Linked DNA regions of Homo sapiens: region 1 is linked to region 2. A link is an interaction called in ENCODE POLR2A ChIA-PET data of the cell type or tissue named here. Cell type or tissue: PC-9. All regions are shown on one strand. Each heading gives the region's core, and the rest is flanking DNA. Links, peaks and the distances in the headings are about the cores only. Region 1 has its middle 310 kb from the start of DELEC1. Region 2 overlaps DELEC1 (deleted in esophageal cancer 1).

Region 1 (5,387 bases), core at 132-5,131, 54 kb after region 2:
TCTGACCACTTGACATCCCTCCAGATCTCAGATCTGCCTCCTACAAGCCCTGTGCACATTCCCATGTCCTAAATGTTAATTGTCCAGAGATCTTTACTATTTTACACTTTTTGCCTTCTGATAAGTTACTGCTTCTGCTTAGAATTTACTTAACTTGCATGATTAAGCCAGAGTAGTAAATAGCATATTCTAGAGATACTGGCATTTTTTTCTTTTTTTCTTTTTTTTTTTTTAATTGAGATGGAGTCTTACTCTGTCATCCAGGCTGGAGTGCAGTGGCGTGATCTTGGCTCACAGTAACCTCCGCCTCCCAGTTGCAAGCGATTCTCCCACCTCAGCCTCCTGAGTCTCTGGGATTACAGGCGCGCATCACCAAGTCCGGCTAATTTTTGTATTTTTAGTAGAGATGGGGGTTTCTCCAAGTTGGCCAGGCTGGTCTTGAACTCCTGACCTCAGGTGAACCACCCCCCCTTGGCCTCCTGAAGTGCTGGGAATACATGCATGAACCACCGCGCCCGGCCTGAGATACTGGCCTTTTTAAGTGAATTCCATGAGACATTGGTCTCATAAATGTTTCTCTGGTGAGTTGGGCATGTGTTTTGGGGAGAAGTGGGAAGGGGAGAAGTTTTCATAATGAAAAAATTAGGAACAATGATGTTTATTCTGCCAATTACAGAACCATGACACAGGTAAGCATAATAAAGGTTCTGAGAATTCCTGAAAAAGAAAACTGTTTAAGCCAGCATTTCCCAAATGTCCGTGATGACAAATTCCTTCTGTTACATAACAGCTACAAACACACTCCAGATCACAGTGGGAAACACCTGTTCAAGTTAATATAAAACATATGTCACCTACAGATTATAAATTTTTAAGGACCGATGATGTGCTTCATTCTTAGCAATACAATTTAATTAGTTTTTAAATTTTGAGATAATTATAGTTTTCATATGCAGTTGTAGGACATTATAGAGATATCTATGTACTGTTTACTCAGTTTCCCCCAATGATAATATCTTGCAAGTCTATAGGACAGTATCACAACCAAGATATTAATGTTCATACAGCAAAGCTACAGAACATTTCTGTAACCCCTAGGATCCCTGAAGTTGACCTTTTATAGCCACAACCACTTCTCTCCAGCCCCTATTCCTTTCTTAACCCCTGGTAACTAGTAATCTATTCTCTATTTTTATAATTTTGTCATTTCAAGAAAGTTATGTGAACAGAATAATACAATATGTAATCTTTTGCATTTGGATTTTTTACTTGACATAAGAGCATTCAGATAGTTGCATATATTAGTAGTTTGTTCATTATTATTGTTGAGTACTATCCCATGGTATGGATGTATCACAATTTGTTTAATCACTTACCTGCTAAAGGATGTTTGAGCTTTTTTTTTTTTCTAGTTTTAGGTTGTTATGAATAAAGCTGCTATAAACATTAGTGTATGGGTTTTTGTTTGAATATAAATCTTCATTTCTCTGGGTTAAATGCCCAAGAATGCAATGGCAGTATCATGTGGTAGTTGAATGTTAGTTTTAAGAAACTACCCATCAATGGTGGATTGAATAAAGAAATGTCATACATATACACCATGGAATACGATGCAGCCATAAAAAAGAATAAAATCATGTCTTGCAGCAACATGTTTGGAGCTGAAGACAATAATCCTAAATGAATTAACACAGGAATAGAACCAAATACGGCATGTTCTAACTTATAAGTGGAAGCTAAACATTGATCACACATGGGCATAAACATAGGAACAATAGACACTACAGACTACTAGTGGGGGTAAAAGGGACGGGGCATGGGTTGAAAAACTACCTATTGGGTACCAGGCTCACTACCTGGGTCCAAAATACCCATGTCACAATCTTACACATGAACCCTCTGTATCTAAAATAAAAGCTGAAATTAAAAACAACAATGACAACAACAAAAGCAAACAACTGCCAAACTGTTCTCCATAGTAGCTGTATCATTTTACATTCTCAACAGCAATGTCTGAATGATTCAGTTTCTTCACATTTTAGACAGCATATGGTATTGTTACCACTTTTTATTTCAGCCCTCTAATAGATGTGTGGTGATATTGCATTGTGGTTTTAATTTCCATTTCCCTAATTGCTAATAATGTTGATTTTGTTTTTCATGTGTTTATTTGCCATCTATATATCTTTTACTTTGAGGTCTCTTGATGTATTTTGCCTTTGTTCTAACTGGATTGTTTACATTTTATAATGCTGAATTTTAAGAATCCTTAATATACTTTAGATATTTTGTCACATATGTGGTTTGCAAATACGTATCTCCTGGTCTACCTTTTTCTTTTTTATCTGTATGTCTTTTATTTCACTTTCCTCCCTCATTATATTGAAGAGAATTCCCAGCATTATGACAGCAAGGACTCTTCTCTTGTTTCTGAACTAAGAAATAAAGCCTTCAGTCTTTCTCCGTTAAGTATAGTCTTAACTATAGGGTATTTCTTTGTTTTTGCTAAATGCTTTTTATTAAGTTTGGGAAGTTCTCCTTTCCTATTTTTCCGACTTTTTTTTTTTTTTTTAACCATGAATGGATGCTGAGTTTTCTCAAGTATATTTTCTGCATTGATTGATATATTCATGTGATTTTGCTTCATCAGGCTATTTGAATGGTGGATTACATTGAATTGTGAAGATTTTCTCCTATTTAAAGAAATTGTTTTATAGTTGTATGTTTTACATGTAAGTTCATAATCCATTTTGAGCTAATTTTTGTAGAAGATGTAAGACTTAGGTCAAGGTACTTTTATTTACTTATTTTTTATTGCTCATGGATGTCCAAGCACTCTGCACAGTTTGTTGAAAAAACTATATTTCCCCATTGAGGGCAATGGTAGCTACATAAAATGAACTGTAAGTATTCCTTCCTTTTATTTTCTTGAAGAAGTTATGTAGAATTTGTGTTATTTTTCCCTTAAATGTTTGGGAGAATTCTCCAGTGAAACCAAATGGGCCTAGAGATTTCTCTTTAAGCAGCTTTTAAATTATAAAATTGATTTTCTGAATAGCTATAGGACTCTACAAATTACCTGTTTTATTTTGAATAGCAATTTGTGTTTTTCAATGAAGTGTTGCATGTTGCCTAAGTTGTCAGATTTATGTGTCTAGCTTTGTTTGGAGCCTTCCTTCATTATGTTTTTTGTGTCTACAGGTTCTGTAGTAATATCTCCTAATTTGTTCATGAGCTTTGTAGTTTGCATCTTCTTTAATTTTTTCTTTGCCAATATCACTAGAGGGTTGTCAGTTTTATTGGTCTTTCCAAAGAACTATTAAATTAAATTTTCATTTAATTGATTTTCCATATTGTTTTTCTATTTTCTATTTCATTAATTTCTGTTCTTATCTTTTCCTTTCTTTTTTTTTTTTTTTTTTTTTTGCTTGCTTTGGGCTTATTTTGACTTTTTCTCTTTTCTGATGTACATACTTAATGGTATAAATTTTCTTCTCAGCCCTGCTTTAGCTATGTTCCACACATTTTAATATGTTGCATTTCATTTTCATTCAGTTCAATGTATTTTCTTTATTCCTGTGAGATGTTATATTTGACCCATGGACTATTTAGATGGATGTTGTTCAGTTTCCACGTATTCAAAGATTTTCCTCTTATCTTTTGGTTATTTATTTACAGTTTGATTTCATTGTGGTCAGAGCACATTGGATTACTTTAAATTCTTTTAAATTTTTTGAGGTTTCTTTTTTGTCCTAGGAGATGGTATATCTTGACATATGATCTGATGCTTGAAAAAAAAATGTGTATACTGCTATTGTTGAGTAAAGTGTTCTTTGAATGTTTATTAAATCCTATTGTTTGATGATGTTAATTTTTCCATATTATTTTTGATTTTCTGTCTAGTTGTTCTATCAATTATTGAAAAAGGTGTGTTGAAGTCTCCAACTATGAATGTACAGTTATTTAATTCTCCATCAGTTTTTGTTTCATATATTTTTCAGCTCTGTTATTTGATGCATACACACTTAGGTCTGGTATATCATCTTGATAGATTGACCCTTTTTCATTGTGTAATGCTGTTTTCTGTCTCTGATGATTTTCTTTGCTCTGAAGTCTATTTTATCTTACATTAACATAGCTATTTTTGTTTTCCTTCAATAAAAATTCACATGATATATTGTTTTCATCTTTCTACTTTTAACCTTCCTGTATTTTGCCATTAGTTTAATGGCAAAAACCACAATTACTTTTGCATAAACCCCTAATATTTGGAGTTTTTTATATATAGCAAATGACTGGGTCATATTTTTTAAAGCAACTCTGCCAATATTTGTATTTTAATTGTTGTACTTAAATAATTTACATTTGATGTAATATTGCTATGTTAGACCTTAAGTCTGCTACTTGATTTGATTTGATCTTTTGGTTTCGCTTGTAATGTTTTTCATTTTTCCAATTTCTTTCCCCAGCCTTCCCATGGGTTACTGAACATTTCTTAGAATTACAATTTGATATACCTTTAATATTTTTAAGAGTGTATCTTTTGTGGTTCCTCTAGGTAATATATTACATCATTTATACAGAAGTTATTGCAGTCTACTGTTGCCATCATTTTACTAGGTGGAGTAAGGTATAGAAAGCTTACCTCTCTTTATGCTGCTTTAAAATCTTTGTCAGCTGATACTAACATCTCTGTTATCTTAGTTTTATTATTTATTGTCTTTTTTTGTTCTGTTTGAGATCATCCTAATCCTTGACATGATGAGTGGTTTTAAATTAAACAAGGAGATTGTTTTGTAAAAATCTGGATCTTATTTAAACCTACCATTTAAATAAGACTGGTTTTCTCTGACATTGTCCTGCCAGGGGCAGGGAGAAGACCATCTTGTCTGGTGATGGTAAAATCCAGGTTCTCTACTTGATTTTCATTGACACTGAAGGAAGGGAGGCTCATTGCTATTGCTGGAAGGAGTCTGGCTTCCTACGGGATCTCCACTACTGCTACAGAAGGTGTGGCTTTATTACTTTAGATGATGGTGAAAGTCCTGAATCTTCACGAGGTCTGCCCTGACACTGTCCCAGTGTGAAGGGAAATGGGGAGTTGGGGTAGAAGTTCAGAAATTTTATGTGGTCTCTAATGACACCAGCAGGATGGCCCATTACTGGCTAGAGGAATTGAAATCATTGGTCCTAACTTGGTCTTCTCTTAAATCACGCCAGTCTTGGGTATTGGGGGTGCTGTATTACAGCCTTGTGAGGATGAATGTTTAGGCTGCTCCTCACCTGGCATTTACTCGTGCAAGTATGGATTGGTCACAGTTTCTGATGCATTTGTCCATGGTAGATTGATGGTTGCCTAAAATCTGTCTTTATGTCCGGCCTGACTG
Region 2 (5,387 bases), core at 82-5,081:
CCTAGAGAAATTTCTTAACCTCACAAGGGATCATCTTTTCTCATTTACATCAGCGTTACTGGAGGGATTAAATGAGATTACATACATAGAGCTCTTACTGCGGGGTTTGCACTTTTGAAAGATTTAATAAATGTTAACTACTATTAAAATAAATGTCACTGTACCCTCCCCCTCTCTTTCCTGCCTTCCTTCTCTCTCTCCCTCCCTTCCTTCTTTTCTTTTTATTTCCTTCCTTCTTTCTGTCCTTCCTTCTTTCTGTTCATAGACTCCTAGCTTAATAGACAAGGACGAGATTAAAAAATCATGCAGCCCAAGTGCTTGCATTTTTCTAATCTGTATAATGATGCCACCTCATTTATTTGGTTCAAACAGTGTCTGGATATTGGTGCATTTAGCCAGGACTGTTCACTGCAAAATAATTCAGCTGTGTATCAGTGAAGATGGAGGTAGATAGTCAAACCCAGTAGAACTGGTGGCTACAGATGTAACACAAATCTTTCTTTATGCCAGTTCTTTCATCAAGACAGAGGACCAAATTCCACCTTTTTCACATGGATGATTTACCTGACACCTAGATGAGAAGATGAAGACAGTAATTAAAGGCATGACTTGCCCAGTCAGGCCTGAGTGTTTATCTTGACCCTGGCCTTTATTAGCTGTATGATGTAGGCAAGTTATTTAACCTTTTGGAACCTTAATTTATTTATGTACAAAATGAAGATTACATGGTCCACTCGCAGCAACCTAGAGGTAGTGCAAGAAAAATGCATGTCAGAGTGTTTGACGCAGAGTAAGTTTTCAGTATATGGTAGATATAATATTCTTACCAGTTTTGTTAGTGTTATTATTAGTGTGTGTACGAGAGTTAGTAGTTGTGTAAATTTATTATTAGTGTTTAAAGTATTTTATTTTACATTAAGTGCCTTTGTTAGTATTCTTATTATTTGTGTCTATATTATTAAGTAACATGGAAGATAAAAATACTCATAGCTAGAGCATATACATAGGCTGTTGTTCCCTTGGTAAGGACCAAAAACTGGCCAAGCTGAGAGCATCTTTTGAAAAGATGGATCAGGACACAGTTTCATCTTTTCCAGAAGGTCAGTCCTCAGGAAACCAGACTTGAGTTTGCTATTGCTCCAGAGGTCAGCTGGGATGGGTCTGGGGGCCTAGAAACAAGACCAGCAAATATGCTGGCTGGGAGCGAGGGTGGCAGCAGGTGGATGATGCCAATCCTGGTCGACTCAGAGTCACAGCACCTGCCCAAGTCAGGAACTACAATTCTTCATAAAGAACAAAGAAGCTACATTTTACTGGGAGGAAAGAGCCACTGGGCTTGTAAAGGAGAAATGAAGGGCTGGGCTTAGCTCTCTGGGTCAGGAAGGATTTGTCAGAGAACAAAAATGGTAACTTGCGAGACATTAGAGAAAATTATCTCTGAGAGAAAGACAGGCTCGGCCTAACGTGTCTTTCCTTGTGGTTACATTATTTGGTGCTTGCTGGGTGACAAATCATCCATTTTTATCTTTTATGTAACTTTAGTTTTGATGTTAGGAGCTAAGAATAACTAATACCCAAGAGGGTATGACCCTGGAGCAAGGCATGCTGGGAAAGCACATTTCTGGGTGCATGTTGCCTCTGTGCCTAGAGACATGGATTCAAATAAAAGTCACAGCTACTGTCCCACCGGGGGCCATTGCTTTGGAAAGTTTAACTGAGCTTTTGAATACATCTTTGTTTGCCATTCTTATTCAAGGTTATCCAAAGACAAATCTGCTTCAAGAGAGGAGAAAGTAGTAAATTTAAATGGACCTTTCAAACAACGTTCAGTCTAAAAATGGAGAAGCTCAAGATCAAATACGTATTTGAAATCACTGGCTAAGAAACAAAATTAGTGTTTTCAATGGGCATCGTTTCCTTGGTCTTGCTGGCTCAGAAGAGCAAGTGCAAGGGTTGAGAAATTCTGTTCTTGCTCAATTCCATTAATGGTCAGGCAGTTGGGGGAAGAAAGCCAATCACCTCCCATCCTTTTCTGACTATTTTTGTTGTCTAGAGTTATGTCCATAAGAGGTCAACTCGCTGTGGCTGAAAAGAAGGGAGCGTATTGGATATTTAGTTGTGAACTTTTGCATGCATAGGCTGAGATGGGCTAGTCAGAGATTAATCATACCTGTGGGGCCAATTTGTTCCTTTCAACCATCATGGGAGGGAACCATGATTATTAGCGTCTCTACTTTATAGATGGGAAAACAGATTCCCAAGAATTTTGGTGACTCACCCAAGACCATACAATAACCTAGTGACAGAGTCAGAATGTGAACTGGAATCTCCCCAATGCTTGACTATACTACAATTATTGGAGGACCTAATGATCTTTTTTATCTTACCAAAAATCAGAAGAATGTTTAGTGACCAAACTCTGCATCTGGTCTTATTTCTCTTGACCTCTAGACTGAAATGTTCCCAATTTCTCCTCTTTCTGAGCCATATAGCATTGCCAGCTGGTAACTTCTCAGTAGGCTTAGTGAGATCAAATATGTGAGAGTTTTCAAATTGGGGTGTTTCAGCTTCAACGACCATCATGTGCATCCCTGGAATCCCAGGACACTGGGGCATAGACAAAGCTTAACCCCATCATATTATTTGACATAAGGGGAAACAGATTCAGAGAGAAAGAAGGAGTTGCTCATAGTCACACAACTGCTGTGACATTGCATGTCCATCGGTGTTTTCCAAGAACTGATGAAATAGATGTTCAAGGAAGCTCAAAGAGAAGAGATAAGGAGGAAAAACATTCATTATTAACAATCTCTGTCACTTCCTTGCTGTGCAATCTCTGATAGGTCTCTTAAACTTTTTAATTCTCAGCTACCTCCTGTGTTAAATAGTAATCATATTGGAAAATACCCCAAAGGTATATGAGGATTAATTGATTCTGTGTATGTAAGTCTCCAAGCACAGGGCCTGACCTTAGTAGAAATCAATGCATAGGAGCTATAATAAGGTCTTATCAGGTCAGAAGCACAGAGAGAAGGAGTGGGTTTGTGAGCTTGAGCGGGACATTGCTAGAGGGAGCTGAGAGAGTGATCTGAGGGGATGTCTGTGAGTTCCCACAGAGCAGTTCAGTTTGGGAAAACAGAGGGGTGAAGATAACAGGAAAAAAAAGGGCATGTCCTTTGGTAAATTGCTTATTGTTGCCCAGATATCACTGTGGTAACAAGGAAAGCCCCTGAAATCAGTTTGTCCACAGCTCAAGATATAACTCCCCAGGGTTTTCAGTGGCAAGTTAAGGGGTTCCAAGGAGGAGCCAGGAATGAGGCAGTCACAGATGGGAACATTTATTTCTTTGAGAGTCTTCCGTTTAAGATGTTCTCAGAGTTTTGGATGAGCTAAAGGGCTCTTCAGGCTAGAACTTGGTCTTGGAGGGCAGCTTCCCTTCCACCTGGCCATGTTTATCTTACTTCCATTAGAAGGCAAGATGCCAACTTTCCTATTCAATGAAGTGTTTAGATTCCATGAGGTTTGTAAATAGCCTCTGGGAACTCCTTTCTGAAACTTCCCATAGGACTTCTAAACTCTCCTTAATCAGAGCAGATTGCAAGAGCAAATGCTTCTTATTATGGGTTTTAAAAAGGTGAGTAGACCATAGATAAAAATCATAGTAAAAGTGGGAATTTGAGGAAGGTCTGTTTGCTCAGGAAAATTTTCTAAATTTCAAGGTTATAAATGAAACTGTAGATGATCACTCAGGCAGGATGTGGTTTAGTTTCTTCATGACCATGATAATGTTTTTCACATAAAAAGATAAGTAGTACTCATAGAATGATGTAGAGAAAATCATTTTGTTTGAAAGAATAAATTGTTCAAGCATTTGTAGGCAGTCATTCAGTTTTAAGTAGCTACAGACAACCCTTATCTGTTCAGTTACAGACAATCCTTATCTGTTCATGGCAAGTAGCCACATACTTTTCACCAATATCCTTTTCTGTAGCTCCCCAGTGAAGAGTTGACATTAAAGTTCCAGGGTGGAGTTGGAGTAATTTTGTTTTCCTCCAGGGGACACAAGTGCAGAGAATGGATAAAACACAAACACTAACAGAGAATAGATAAAGCTTCACTCTTTAATGCCACCTCCTGGAGCCCATATGAAACCCAAGAGTGAAGAAAGCAAAGGGTTCTTAGGCATAATAGGGCATTAAGGATAACCATCTCTTATTTCTTTTCATTCCAGACAGGGTTTGGCCTGGCAGTTCAACCTGATTGCATGAAGGGTTGTGGTAGGCAGAGATGTCTGATTGCCTTTGAATTCTTTGTTTTCTAACCAGAGGGGAGATAGTTCTTTCAACAGAAAGTCCCAGCAAGTGCAACAACAACCGCGGCCTGGTGTGCCTCTACTTGCCTTGGCTGCCTCAGAAAGAGCCCTGAACACTCCTCCTAGGGCCTGTCTATGAAACCAACTGGATGTAGTCTTATTATTTATCAGAAGTTGCCAAGCAAGCAGTGGTAGACAGCAGGCTTTCAGGGAATTATCCCAGGGATTCCTTACCAGTCTTCAACCAGATATCACACCAGAGCAATACATATTCCCCATGCAAGAAGCAGAGTAAGCAATCCATACCCTTAGATACATAACACTGATTAGTGCCTCTGTTGTTAAAGTTATTTCCCTTTGTATAAGATGTATTCAATGTTTCAATGTTTACAGTGAATTTAAGAGGTAGATATAATAGTTATGGTGAAAACCCTCATTTTGCAGAAGAGAAAACAGAACATTGCCTATGCAAAATGAATCTACCAAGGTCCGCAGCTATTAAGTGCAAAGTACAGGATTTAAACCTGTTTTGAAAAAATTGACAAAGTCTCAGGGCCTTGTCCTGGGTCCATTCATTCCATTCAGTCACATATATTCTAACTCATTCATTCATTCCTTTAGCAAGGATGAATAGAGCACCTGCTACGTTACAAGCCCTACTCTAGGTACTCAGGTTACGTCACAGAACAAGAAAGACACAAACATTTGCCTCTGCAGTAAGATATAGAATAAAATATGTATAATGTCTCCCTTTCCATTGTCAGCCATCACCTTGCGCAGCACGGCTTTCTACTTAAAGAGTGTTTATTGTGTAGGCGAAGTGGGCACAGACAACGGACGATAATCACAATACCAGTTTAAATACTAGATAAAAGGTGCTAAGTGATCTGGAAGAAAGAGAGGAGGGCAAAGGAGATCAGAAGTGTTAGGTAGAAGGACAATTACAGTTTTAAGTAGGATGACTATGGTAGTCCTCATTGAAAAGGTAAATTTGAGTTTGAATAAGCTCCAGAGAGGAATCTGGGAAAGAGCTTTCCAGGCAGAGGACAAAGCAAGAGAAGAGATTCTAAGGTGC

The links. ChIA-PET counts read pairs that join two places held together with the same protein. Peaks named below come from ENCODE experiments on the same cell type or tissue, not always from the same donor. Only the 100,000 strongest peaks of a DNase experiment are listed, where the experiment ranks them.
Region 1: POLR2A ChIA-PET joins it to region 2 with 12 read pairs; 2 of 35 experiments call an interaction of 5 or more read pairs at or near these places.

The regions. Positions count from the first base shown.
Region 1 is chr9:115,446,009-115,451,395 of GRCh38, forward strand. No RefSeq gene overlaps it. Among named protein-coding and RNA genes, the nearest start is that of DELEC1, 310 kb to the left of the region's middle. In PC-9, for the core only: no CTCF peak of the experiment used is centred there; no DNase peak of the experiment used is centred there.
Region 2 is chr9:115,392,374-115,397,760 of GRCh38, forward strand. The region is part of intron 5 of DELEC1 (deleted in esophageal cancer 1); the gene reads left to right. Among named protein-coding and RNA genes, the nearest start is that of DELEC1, 250 kb to the left of the region's middle. In PC-9, for the core only: no CTCF peak of the experiment used is centred there; DNase peaks (open chromatin) are centred at 2,128 and 3,518; H3K27ac peaks cover 841 bases.